2 separate regions of the Mus musculus genome follow, and region 1 is linked to region 2. A link is a contact called in ENCODE Hi-C or POLR2A ChIA-PET data. All regions are on one chromosome and are shown on one strand. Each heading gives the region's core, a stretch centred on a gene start or an enhancer-like site at or near the end of the contact. The rest is flanking DNA. Distances are from core to core; before and after follow the strand shown.

Region 1 (6,302 bases), core at 2,896-5,395, 49 kb after region 2:
CCCTCAGTCTACCATTCTGCATCCTGTCTAAGCTTCCCATGGCCTCAATTGCTGCAGCGTCGCTCCTACACTGGTCCATGAAGCCGATGCTCAGCACAGCAGAGTCTGATCTGCTACCACGTTCACTCCTGCTCAGGACTCCCTGGTGGCTTTCAGTGGGACTCAGATTTTAAAAGAAGGCCCTGGAGCTGGAGAGATGGCTTAGTAGTTAAGAGCACTGCCTGCTCTTCCAGAAGTCCAGAGTTCAATTCCCAGCAGCCACAAGGCTCACAACCATCTGTAATGAGATCGGATGCCCTCTTCTGGTGTGTCTGAAGACAGCAATAATGTACTTACATTTAAAATAAACAAGCAAATAAAAAACAAGTAAACAAATCTAAAAAACAGAACAAAAACAAACAAAAAATCCCAGTCACCCTCTGCTTCATTGTCCAGCTCTGCTGGCTTCCCAGGTTCCCGATGAGCACACACTGGTGCCACATCACCATGGCCTCCTGTGGCCTCTTTCTTTGTTATTTTTCACTGCTTTATCCTTAGCTACAAAGAGGGAGACTGGCACCTGAGGTCCCAACCACCATTAATTGGATAAATTAATAGAAGCCATCCAACCAATAGCAACCTGTGAGCTGCTTTTCATTTTCACAGAGCGGGAAACAGGGCGAGGAAGGGGTTAATGAGCTTAATCTTGAAGAAATCTTATACTCTGAGATAGAGTGAGAGTCAGAATTCAGCCCCAAATAGGAAGGCTACAAGAATGCTGAGCTTAACTACACAGCTAATCCTGTCTGCCTTCTTTTCAAAAGAAATGTCTCCTTAGTGTTTTGGAATCGTTCACAAATGGTTGGAGCTGGCAGCTAAGAGTCTCCATCGCAGAACAAAGTCAGTGTTTCTAGGGTAAAGCTGGAGTAAATGACAACATCTTCAAGGCCTTTCTCAGGCCCCTTGCAGGTCTTCTAACATCCCCTGCCACTAGGATACAGAAAAAAAAAGCCAATAAATAAATAAATAAATAAATAAATAAAAATACAAGCTAGAATAATACACCATGAAGGGTCTGAAAACACCCTCGGGTTCCATGAGAGCAGGCTATCTCTGGGCTAGCCCTTAGAAAAAGCAGTTATCACTGGACCTGTGCAAAGTTAAAGGTTTAAGAGAGGACGCATGGCCCAGCAGTGAGCTGCTCACATGAGCCTGGATGGAACTCTGTTTTGGCCACTTATAGACTGATGGCTCACCCTCGTCTTTACCATCTGTAAAACAGGGCTCATGTTAGTATCCACCTTCTGAGATTGGTGTGCGGACTAAGAGTGAACACATGGACTAGGCCTGATGCCTCCCAAGGCTGTTAGCAGTGCAACGTTTCTACAGAAAGTCAGCTTAGCCAGTCTTTATATTTTCAGTCCTCCAGACTGAGCATCTAAGAAACTTGGGGTGGGGGGAGGGGAATGGTAAAGGCTTGGGGTTGAAACAATATTTTCTCCTTCATATAATTCGGAACACTGTTTATGATTGGGGAGAAATGTTTCAGAATGGAATCTGAAATGCAGTTGCTTTAAGATAGCTGGGCAAAGAGTTACAATACAGGTAAGATTGCAGCTGGTAACATTTAGCAAAGGCAAAAACCTAAACAAATTGAGACTGAAGAAGAAATCCAGGTCCTTCACACTGTCCTGCTCTTGTTTCCAGGGGGGAAAAGCCAACTCTGAAACAGAGAGATCCCAGGGTGGGGAGCCAAGGGTGGGGTCCTATTGCAAGTCAGGTGTGACCTCAGGTACGACTTCATTAGTGGTCTGGAGTCCTTGTGGAAGGGCTGGACAGTGATTCTATACATACTTCCAATTCCTAGTCTTTCCTCCATTTGGGGAACTCTGCTTCTCTGTCTCAGATTTGCTCCTGAAGATTTTATTAGTGGGAAAAGGTTAGGCTGTTATAAGAACCTTAAAGCCAGAGCTTCTTCAAGGTCCATGATCTCCCACCCACTCTCCAGCTCTTTGGCTACCAAAATCCTAGCCCATCGCTGGGGAACCAGAAAAAAAAAAAAAAAAAAAAAAAAAAAGAGATGCTGACTACCAGCTGCTGGTCACATCACCCCAGTCATCCACTCCACACATTTTAGAAAATGACATCACAACATCTCCAACCTTCAGCTCCTAGCTGCAAACTCTTCTCTTCAAATATTTCTTGAAGTTGTGCTCATCTTACTCCAGACCAACTTCCTGAGAGCCCCTCATCGTGTGATTTGGGAGTAATTCCAATTCTGGCTGGGAGTGAGCTAGGTTGGGAGCCAAACACTAGGGCCAAACTGAGCGTCCAGAGAATAAATCAGCCACAGGTATCCGCACACATCGTCAGAGGGTTAGAGCTCAGCTGCTCTGACATAAGAACCGTTTATATTAGTCTGTAGTTGTAATAACATCTCACCACAGGGTCCTGCTTTCTCCTGGTTTTTACACAACCCAGAGATCTGCCCTCAGCTCGTACTGTGAGCAAAACAACTCTGACCCTTTTTCTGTATGACAGTTACTTAGTCCTCTCGCGGGAAGAAACAAAAACCAGAAAAATAAGACATCTGCTCGAGGAGCTACAAGCAGCTGTCTCCAGCTGGGAAATCATTCTGGCAAACAAAAACAAAACAAAACAAAACAAAACAAAAAGGTGCTTGGAGCCCTCTTTAAGCATGGTGAGCCTCCTGGGGAGGACTTGGCAGTGCCTTGCAACCTCTCAATGTGTTGCCTATCCAGGTCTGAAGTCTGGGCTGAGTTTTGGATTTCAGGCTACAAGCTCTACAAAAGCGCAGGAAAAAGAAAAAGAAAAGAAGAGAGGAGAGGAGAGGAGAGGAGAGGAGAGGAGAGGAGAGGAGAGGAGAGGAGAGGAGAGAACAAAAACAGAACTAACAGGATCGTTGATCAGGATGTGCCTAGACACGTCTGGATCTAAAGGTAATCCAACTAACAGGATGATGGGCACTAGGCTAGCCACCGGGACCTGTCACATGGCGTCAGTCCTCCGATTTAAGGATCATTGCACCAACCCCTTATTCTTAGACTAGCTATATGCCAGAATCCCGTCGCTTCATAAATAGCAAAGCTGCTGGCAGCGTACGCTTCCCTGGGTGGGGCTGAACCAGCTGGGTGTCCCGGGAACCCCTGCTGCTCGCCTACTGGGTGCACAGGGGTGCGTGTACAGGCTATTAGGGAAGGGGCGCGGTCCCTGCCCACGGACCTGCCGCTCCTCCGCCTGCATCCCGTACTCCTCGCGCATCCGCAGCAGCTCATCCTCCAGCCTCGCGCGCAGCTGCTCCAACTCCAGCGCCTGGTTCCGCAGCGCGTCTGCCTCCTGCGCGCACAGCCGCGCCTCGTCCTCCGCCTGGAGCCGGCTCTCTTGGCCGCGGCGCAGCGCCTGCTCCAGCTCGCGCACCTCGTCCTCGTACAGCTGCACGCTCTCCCTCCACGACTCGGCCACCAGCAGGGCGTAGCTGTCGTGCACGTCCCGCAGGCGCGGCGGGGGCGCGGCGGGGCTGGTGGCGCGGGCTCGGAAGTGCATGGTGAGGCTGGCAGCGCGGGCTCGTAGATCTCGCACTTGGCGTTCGTGGGCAGCGTCCAAGTCGCGGCGCTCAGTTTCCAGCCGGCCCAGCAGCGCCTCGAGGGCGGCGCGCGCGCCCAGAGCCTCCTCTAGCTCCCGCCGTTGCGCTCCCAGCTCGGCATCCAGGCGGCTGCGGGCAGTGCCGGCTTCCACACCCTCCCGCTGCAGCTCCAGCAGTTCCCTCCGCAGCGCGTCGCGCTCGCCCTCGGCCAGGGCTGTGGACCAGTTCAGTTCATCTAGCTGCTGTCGTAGGCTGCGCGCCTCCTCGGCGTAGAGTGCCTGATCCTCAGCCCAGCGGTCCTCCCGGCTCAGCCGGCTGCGCAACTCCTCCTCCAGTAGCAGGTTCTCGCGCTCCAGCTCTCGCACCCGGCACACGTAGTCGTAAAGCCGGGCGTTGAGCTCCTGCAGCTCCGCCTTTTCAGAGCCCGTCTGCAGCCGCCAGGACAGCATCTTGCTGGGTGTGCCGGACCCTTTCGATTAGCCGCTTGCCTCCTGCCCTGATCTTGTCCCCTCCGCCCCGCCGCGCCGCGCCCGCCGCGCCGCTGCCTCGGAGGCCCTTGGACTGGCGCACCGACTGGCGAGCTTCCCCACTTAGTGGCCCGGTCGCGCGGCTGTGGACTTGGGCCATCGCCTCCAGCCAATCAGGACGCGGCCCGCGCGGCCACTGCGGCCGGACAGCGCCCCCTGCCGGACAGATCGGGCCATGGCGAGGCTGCCCAGCACTGGCCCCCCTGGTGGCCCAGGGTAATCCCACGTGGGTTGTCGGATTACTGCGTGCTGGCTATCTGGGACACCTTATGAGGCTCCCCGTTGCTACTCCTAGGGCGCAACTAAGGCACCCCTGAGTCCCAGCTTTCTTTAATGAAAAATAGTTGCCATTAAATGAGAGATCCTTTTCGTAGAGGAAGCTTCTAATTGGTTGCTCTGGAGATGAGGGGCAGGAGGTGTATTCTTTAAACTAGAGTTATAGTTCAACAATAAAGAGCTTGCCAGATAAAGAATATGCCAGGCCTGGATATCAATATCCACCACCACAAAACAACTTTGCGCATGTATATTGCACATCCGTATATACACATATACCTGTTATGTTTTTTAAACTAAGACCATTTCAGTAATTTTGCTTTTATTTTTTATGTGTGTGAGTGTTTTGCCTGCATGTATTTGTACCACGACGGTGCACACAGACGCCAGAAGAGGGCGTCAAATCCCCGTGAAACTGGAGTTAAAGGCAGTTGTTAGCCAAAATGTGGGTACTGAGAATTGAAACCACATGCTCTGCTGCCAGTGCCCCTAACCACTGAGTCATGTCTTCAGCCCTACATATACATTTTTAACTTCTGGCATGAATGCATCTCCATTTGCCAATATTATATGTTTAGGTAAGATTTCCTTTCCACGCAGAGTGGGAAACGCTGTTACCTTCTTACTTGCACAAACCACCTTCATGGGACTTTATGCTTTGCAATATTAGCATCATTCTGGTGGAGAAAGAACCTAGAAAGACTTTGAAGTGCTCTGAGCACAGAACATTCTAGACACCTACCATCTCTCCAGACTTTTGCAACTGCCTTATACACACCCCCATTATGACAGCCTGGGAGGGGGGCCGCTGTCTCTTCTTTCAGCAGTGTGCCCTTAAAGCACTTAGTTTAATTGCCATAGAAACCACAGCTCTCTCAGTTTGTGCATACTTGCATCTCATTGCATTACACGACAGTTACAAAGGATGGTAGCCAGAGTCAGTAGCATTACAGAGCGCAGGAATAGGCACAGGTGGCCCTAAGTAGGGGGGTGGGGGGTATTCAGCACCAAGGCATTGGCCTGGGAGCCCTGGACTCTGTTCTTCCGTTCTCCCATCCACAGGGGCACATCAACACTTTGGTCCTTGGTGATCATCACTCAACCTTCTAGATTACTCATCCTGAGCGCCCTGGCCTTGACCACCCCACAACAGCCGACCCTCACAGGGCAGCTACAGAGTCACCTGGACTCAGCTGGAACCGTTAACTCTCATCATATTGAATGTCCAGACTTCCAGTTCTGTCTAGAGGTAGGGAGCCATCACACATCATTGGCCCCAATTAAGAGGTTGCTTTGCTCTGACTCCTTGGGTTTTTCTTGCTTCCCCCCACCCCCACCCCGAGTGTTGAATTGTAAAACTCAAAACTTCTCCTCACTTCTGCTGTAAACCCATCTCTCAGGAGATGACTGCTCTGGGGGCATAGCTTAGCAGAAGAAAGACAAAGTCAAAAACTTGTGCTACTGCTTACTATTGCAAAACAATATCCCACTGATCAGACTTAATCCTCAGAACTGAGATTCGGAGACATGGGCTAGTGTCCTTAAATATATGACTGTGAAGTGTGGGAAGAAGTGAGCATATTAGAGGTGACCAGGGGAGCCAACCTGAGCAGGCAAAGGCTGCACATTCAAAAAGAAGAGCCTAACCAAGTGGGAGGGAGGAGAGGGCTATTTGCGAAGGATGTGGGGGTGGAGAAGCACCAGTGACCTAGGGAGTAGCAAACCAAGAGCCTTTGTGCCCAAGTGCTAGCGGAGCCTGGAGTTCTGAGATACGGCCTCTGGACAGAGGAGAGCTGCAGAATATACCCTAGAAGGGAGAAGGTGAGCCCAACCTCTCTTTCCTGCTGCTCTCCTGCCAGGGTCTCCCACTGCAGAAGCCTGGCAGTGGTGTATGGGATAGGTCTCCTGCTGTGTGA
Region 2 (6,551 bases), core at 1,750-4,249:
TCCTCTCTCCCTACTGGAACTCCCACCTCCTATGTCCCGCCTCAGCTAATAGGGCCATCAGCTTTTTTATTGACAGGTGATGCTTCCATACAGGACCCAAGAGAGTCTCTGCATCACTCACGGTTCAGAAGTCTCCATCTGGGTGGCTTTAGGCCCGTGGGGAGGCTGAATACAGCGGCAGAAGCACATGGCAGAGAAAGCCACTGACTCATCGCAGCCAGAGAGAAAGGAAGGGAGCCGGGGCCCCAGCATCACCTGCAAGTGCCCACCCGTAGTAGCATGATTTCCTCCCATTAGAATCTGTCTCTTAAAGGTCCCACCACCTTCTCATAGTTCCAGTCTGGAAACCAAGCCTTTAGCAGATGAGCCATTGGGAGGCACTTCAGACCACAACCACAGTGGCTCCCAGGGTCTCTGACTTCTTTTTCTGTCACCAACTGGAGAAAATTCTCTATGTTCAAAAAAAAAAAAAAAAAAAAAAAAAAAAACCATATGTGTCTGGCCTGGTGGTGCATGCCTTTAATCCCAGCACTCTAGAATACAGCGGCAGGTTGATCTCTGTGAGTTCAAGGACAGCCAGGGCTACATAGAGAAACCCTGTCTCAAAACACAAATCAACAACAAAAGCCCATGTGATTCATGTGGGCCCAAGAGATGATGTCACTTTCAAGAGACCCCTGATCTCACATTGCACTTAGGATTCTGGCCCAGAGCCTCAGGGATAAGGAGCAGTGGAGTTGTCTTTGAAGCACCATGCTGGCGTCTTTCAGGGAGCTTCCCAGAGCTTCCTACCACAAACGGGCTTCAGGCCTCATCCCTAGTCCTGTTCAAGCTCGGAAAACCCCAGTGCTGAGTGAATACACTGTTTTCTAATAGGTCTGTGGACTGCTAAGCCACTGTCTCTTGTTTGTCACAGCCTGACTGTGTGAGGCCCCTACGTGAAAGGCTTGGCTCCCAGCCTGTGGGACTATTGACTGGTCGCAGGACCTCTAGACAGTGATGTGGGAGCCCAGCTTCTCCCTGATTCTCTTCACTTCTAGCTAGCACGACATGCTCTGCCACATCATCCCAGGCTCCCTCTGCCTCAGCAGAGCAGAAGCAACAGATCCACTGAGTCAGAGACCGACACCTCCAGCAATATGAGCAAAACTTAACCTTCCTCACTTGAAGTTGCTTTAGCTAAGGACTTGGTATAGCAAGAGGGCTGTATGTAGTCACAGTTCTGGTTTTTAATTTCCTTTTCCTTTTTCCATGCCTGGGCTCTTCTCTGTCTTGCTTTTCTGATTGTCATTTACTTGAAACTGTTTTTTGTTTTATTAATCAGTGAGTTTAAGGGTTTAGAATGGTTGGGGTTCTTCAGTAGCATATCAAGGAGACTTTCTTTTGTTTTGTTTCGTTTATTGGCGCGTGTGTGTGTGCACGTGTGTGCATGTGTGTGTGTGTGTGTGTGTGTATGTGTGTGTGTGTGTGTGTTATAGAAATATAGAACAAGATTACAGCTAGAGTCCACAAAACGATGTGAGCTGTGATGAGTAACTGATGTCTAAGCAGAGATAATGAACTCTCAGTCAACATGACAATACCCTAATATGCTCAGGTCTGGGGACAGTTTCTCCTTTCTCACCCCATTAGTTTTGCTTTGGATATCACTAAGGACACTAAAATTTCTGAAAAATAAGGAAAGCAAGTTATAGCATCCTCCTGAAACTTAGTTTCTGCCACCACAGGCAGGTTGATGGGCACAGGAGAGTCCCTTAAACTGGCGTCTCAGGTCCAAATGCTCGTTTTTAAACGGTTCATGGTTCACCATCACTAACAGCATGTTTGCTCCATCTCTGCTCAGATCTTTGAGCTATTTTCAAAATTGTTGTTCTACGCTCTTCTCAGATGTGGCCGAGAAATACTTTCAGGAAAGCATGACTTCTATCAAGGATTCCGAAGGAGCGGAAAGAGCCAAGTTCCTTTCGATTCAAGATGAGTTTTGCAGTTTTCTGCAAACCACCGGACAAAAAGAAGTAAGTGAGCCTAGATCATGATTTTCAAGCTATTCACATGGCATGCCAAAGACTTCTTCCCTCTGCCAGCATCTGTTGTGCACCGACTGTATACAGGGCAGGCCTAGACTGGGAGAGACTCCGGTAAATAAACAAAGGCGCCACTCTGGGCAGAGACCAGGTACTTTCTCTTAGAAACAAAACTGTTCGAAAGAAAATGGCCCATCCAACTCTAAATGATCACCAAGTTTCCCTAGTCAGGCTGAAACAGCAATACCAGGTTTCATTCAGGGAAAGACTCTAGCCCTTCTCACTATCACTGACTGGGTTCCCAAAGCCTGGCAGTCAAATCCCATGGGGACCCCACCTTCCATCTTGCTTCCTCTAAGGCCTCGCACACAGGTGTTGGGTCAGGTGGGTACAGGCAGGTCTGCATGGAGACTCCAGTCTCATGCACTCTCATGGGCCATACTTGGCCCGTTACAATGCTTTACCTCGGAGATTGATTTCTGCACATCACCATATTTAACACACCAGTCCCAGACTCATGGTCCTGCCAACAAATGGTGTGGTGTTCTTCATTAACACCTCCGCCTGTCTGTGGCACGGGGTCAGCACGTGCCCCAGGGCTGCCCTTTCTGCGGTCCTGGCTGTTGAACTTGGCATTGGTGTTGTGCAATCATAATTATGTTGTTAATGGTGGTGGGGTTTTGCTTTGTTTTGCCTTTTGAAACTGTTTTCATGTAGATCTGGGGAGAATTTCAGGACCTGTTGGAAGTTCACAGACTCTCCACTATGTGTCTTGATATCTGCAAAAATTAATATCAGGAAATACTGTTTTCTGTCCAACATATATTTTTTTCTAGTCCACGTTGGCATAGATAAATAGGACAAAGTAAACACAATGGTTTATCGTGCTCCCGGGGTGTTTACTTTTGGCTTCCTATGCCTTCTGTGTGAGAACGTAAAGTCCGGAAGCATGACCCACAAGTGCAGCCTGCTTTTCTCTTATCTGAGGACAACAGTGCAGAGGGAGGCATGCCTGCACCTAAGCAGGCCCCGGGGAGGGGACACAGATCCCAGCCCCACCACTGATGAGCCCAGCCGGAACAAGCAAGGTCTCCATTGCTGCTCTGTACCTTGGCCTCCTCCTGGTTCAGAAAGAAGAAATGAAGGTTGTATATATCTAAACAAATCAGACCACACATAAACTGAGCCCCAGTTTACCTAAGGGTTCCACGCAGGCTAGATCTGCTCTTGCCACTCGATGGAACCAGTTCTAGCTGGAGCCGTTGTGGTGTCTTCCTTCCTTCGTATTTTGTACTTTCTCTCCCCAAATATGCTGTTTACTGCTTCCTACCTAACCAGAGCACAGTGGCCCAGTCCTTAAGAATATTTTTCTCTAAAATGTTAAAAATATATTAACTTCATGACTTTTCTTGAGAGGGGTACAGATCTTACTCAGTTCCTGAACTTTTGTAAAGATTGCTTTCTTTTTTTTAATAATTTATTTTTATTCTATGTACATTGGTGCTTTGCCTGCATGTAAGTCTGTGTGAAGGTGTCCGATCCCCTAGAACGGAAGTTATAGACAGTTGTGAGCTGCCATGTAGGGGTTGGGAACTGAACTGCAGTCCCGTAGAAGAGCAGCCAGTGCTATAACTGCTGAGCCACATCTCCAGCCCCTTATTTCTATCTCTGTATGTGTGCAAGTGTTTTGCCTCATGTATATCTGTGTATCACTTGCATGCCTGACGCTTGCAGAGGCCAGAGCAGGGCAATGGATCCCCTGGAACTGGAGTTACAGAGGTGAGCTACCATATGGGTGCTGAGCCTGGGTCCCCAGCAACAGGAACAAGTGCTCTTAAGCACTGAGCAGTCCTTCGAACTTTTAAACCACGTCACATTTTGTCCTTTTCTCAGAGAGCGGCCATGATCCTGAGAGAGTCCCTGGAAGCCAAAGTAGGAGCATTTGGTGACTTCAGTCCTGAGGTGGCAGAAACGTACCGGGCCCTGGGCAGGGCAGACCTGGCGCAGGGAAACAACAGTGGAGCGTACGCGAAGCTAAAGAAGGTAACTAAAGCGGAGCCAGTGCTGACATGAAGCACAGCTCACACACACACACACACACACACACACACACACACACACTGCCCCCACCAAGTTCTTCCCTCCACCACACTTTTAAGTGAAAACTTATGATGGCTTATTCAGGTAAGATGGCATTGCTTCGGTGGTAGATTTAAGCTAACATTTTGGGAGACAAAAGAGTTCCTCTAAAATACATTCAAAAACTGAATTATCCGTCAGGTTTGATCATGCAAATATTGTAAAGTTTTTCACAGTGTGACTTACTAAGACTTCCTGGTTACTGTGGCCTTCCTGTGTGCCCAGTTCATGGAGGAAGCACAAAAGACTGTGCACGTTTTCTTCTGCTCCTCTTCTGAACCTGGAGTCTACTTTATGCAGATGGGATAAGGTCTCACGTTAACTTTTCCCCAAATACCTCCCCGTCGGAGAGATGTAGTGAGCACAGGTTTGTCGGGGACCGCGTCACAGAGAGCCCATCACTGCTCCAGTCACAGGCTTAGGATGGCATGCGCCAAATCCCCATGGGCCCTTGAGCTTGTTTCTGGATTTCTGTTCTATCCTGCTAATCTCTATTTATTTAGGTGTTAATATATTAATATATTACATGTTGAGTCACAGGGATTCTGTGGAATGATTTCATGTGAGGTAATGCAAGACAGGATTTCTCCCTGAAACATCAGGGGTTCTGGATACTTGTTGTTTTTATTAAAGTATTTATAAGTAAGTTCTGGGAAAACTGACATCCTGGGGATGTTGAGTCTTTCTACCCACGGACAAGGGCTGCTATCCTGTCTGTCCGTGTTTGCCTTGTTTCTCTCATACACACTGAAAAGTGTTCCGGCTCTAAGTTGTGTGTATTTATTAAGTGCATTTCTGTGCATTTTATTGCTACTATTGTAAGTGTAGATTTATTCACTGTTACACACTTTTACTTATTTTTCTGTATCTAAGGATTATTGGGATTTGTACTTTTATAGTCTCTCTAACTAGCTTAGTTTTTATTGCTTGAATTAATTTGAACATTGAGTCTCTCATTTTTCTAGATATACCATTATATCATCTGCAAATAGACTTAATTTTACTTTATATTTTCAGTTCTATGACCAACTCCTTTATCCAATTGCTTTGGCTCACTCATGTAGCACAATACTGAACAGCAGTGGAGGTGATGGGTCCCTTGCCTTCTTCCCAGTCTTACTAGAAACAACTCCAGAGAGTCCTCATTCAAGAGATGTTGACTCCAGGCCAGGTTCCTTTAATCCCCACACTCAGGAGGTAGAGACAGGCAGATCTCTGGTTCCAGCCTGATCTGCAGAACAAATTTCAGGACAGCCAGGGCTATGCAGAGAAACCCGTATCAAACAAACAAACAGGAGATGTCGACTTTAATACTAAGGTTTATGCACTTTTATCATGCTGAGGTTTCTGGTTTCTTGAGTCTTTTTAGAGTTAGAAATAGATGTCAATTTTTATTACAGTTTTTGTTTTCAACGTTAGCAGGCTGGCCACATAGTCCTCTCAGATTCACATCATACGGTATGTGTTGTTCCCTTATTAAACCATCCTTGCATTCCTGGAATAGATCCTCCCCCTTGATCACATTGGATTATTTTTTGCAAATGGTTTTTCTGAGACTAACTTTTACTCTTATAATAGAATCCAGAGACAGAGGAATTTATAAAAACAGAAATTTCCTTCTCATACCTTTGGGAAATCAAAAGTCAAGAGGCTTACATCTGTTGGTGGCCTGTTTGTTTTGTTCATTCAAAGGCAAAACACGGGAGTTAAAGATAGGAAGGGAAAAGAAAACTAAGGGAGACTGAATTCAGTCTTTTCAATGAACTTATTCCCAAGATAACAGCACTGAGCCACTCTTGCGGGGAGGACCTTCTCAGGACTCACTGCCCAACCCTGTCGCACTGAGAGTTAAAATGCCAACACGTTGCTTCTCAAGGGAAAATTTCAAATCATAGGAATTAGGTCTGTTGCTATTATTTACTTCAAGGTTTTGGCACTGATATTTGTATGTTATATTTAAGCATTAATTGTTGCATTTGCTTCAAAAAATTAGGAAATTTGTCTCTATCATCATCTACCAAATGCATGGTGTCCAAAAATTTATATCTCTTAGGAGACCCTTTGGGCTTGTACTTTTGTTGTGGAAAAATCCCTTTAAATTCTTCTCTATTCTACAAAAAGCAGGCTATTGGAGCTTTCTATTGGCAATTGAATCATTTTGCTTTCTAAGTAATTAACTACTTAATTTACAGATTTTTATTTATTTGTATAAAGTTTGCAAAATAATCGCGTGAAGTTTTTTACATTTTCATTTTTGGTAGTTGTCTCCCACCATGAGATTGGGACAGTTTGATGTGGCCAGGTGTGGACGAGCCATTTCTCGTCTTCCCGGCAGACTAGCAGATCACGTTGTCCGCAGGGAAAGGCCTGGGCTCTGGAGCGTTAAGT

The links. A loop is a pair of places that touch in the nucleus more often than their neighbours do. ChIA-PET counts read pairs that join two places held with the same protein, here RNA polymerase II (POLR2A).
Region 1: a map of heart shows a loop between it and region 2 (2.3-fold over the local background). The contact joins the promoter of Synm here to the enhancer-like site in region 2. A Hi-C loop is called at or near these places in 11 of 37 maps with a recorded cell type or tissue (adrenal gland, gastrocnemius, heart and 1 more). POLR2A ChIA-PET finds 5 or more read pairs at or near these places in 2 of 5 experiments (Patski and embryonic stem cell).

Annotation. Positions count from the first base shown.
Region 1 is chr7:67,755,597-67,761,898 of GRCm38, forward strand. Synm (synemin, intermediate filament protein) reads right to left here and starts at 4,146. Exons shown (of 5, transcript NM_207663.3): 1 at 3,223-4,146. The coding sequence starts at 4,032.
Region 2 is chr7:67,707,437-67,713,987 of GRCm38, forward strand. It overlaps Ttc23 (tetratricopeptide repeat domain 23), which reads left to right. Exons shown (of 11, transcript NM_001168475.1): 8 at 1,888-2,015; 9 at 3,918-4,067. Gm34140 (a long non-coding RNA gene) reads right to left here. Exons shown (of 3, transcript XR_391564.4): 3 at 4,067-6,551. Among named protein-coding and RNA genes, the nearest start is that of Gm34140, 6.6 kb to the right of the region's middle. Within about 2 kb of position 3,000, at least 1 of the 3 ENCODE cell types and tissues checked has a DNase peak (open chromatin) inside an H3K27ac peak, as active enhancers do; it is heart, where a contact is called at or near this core.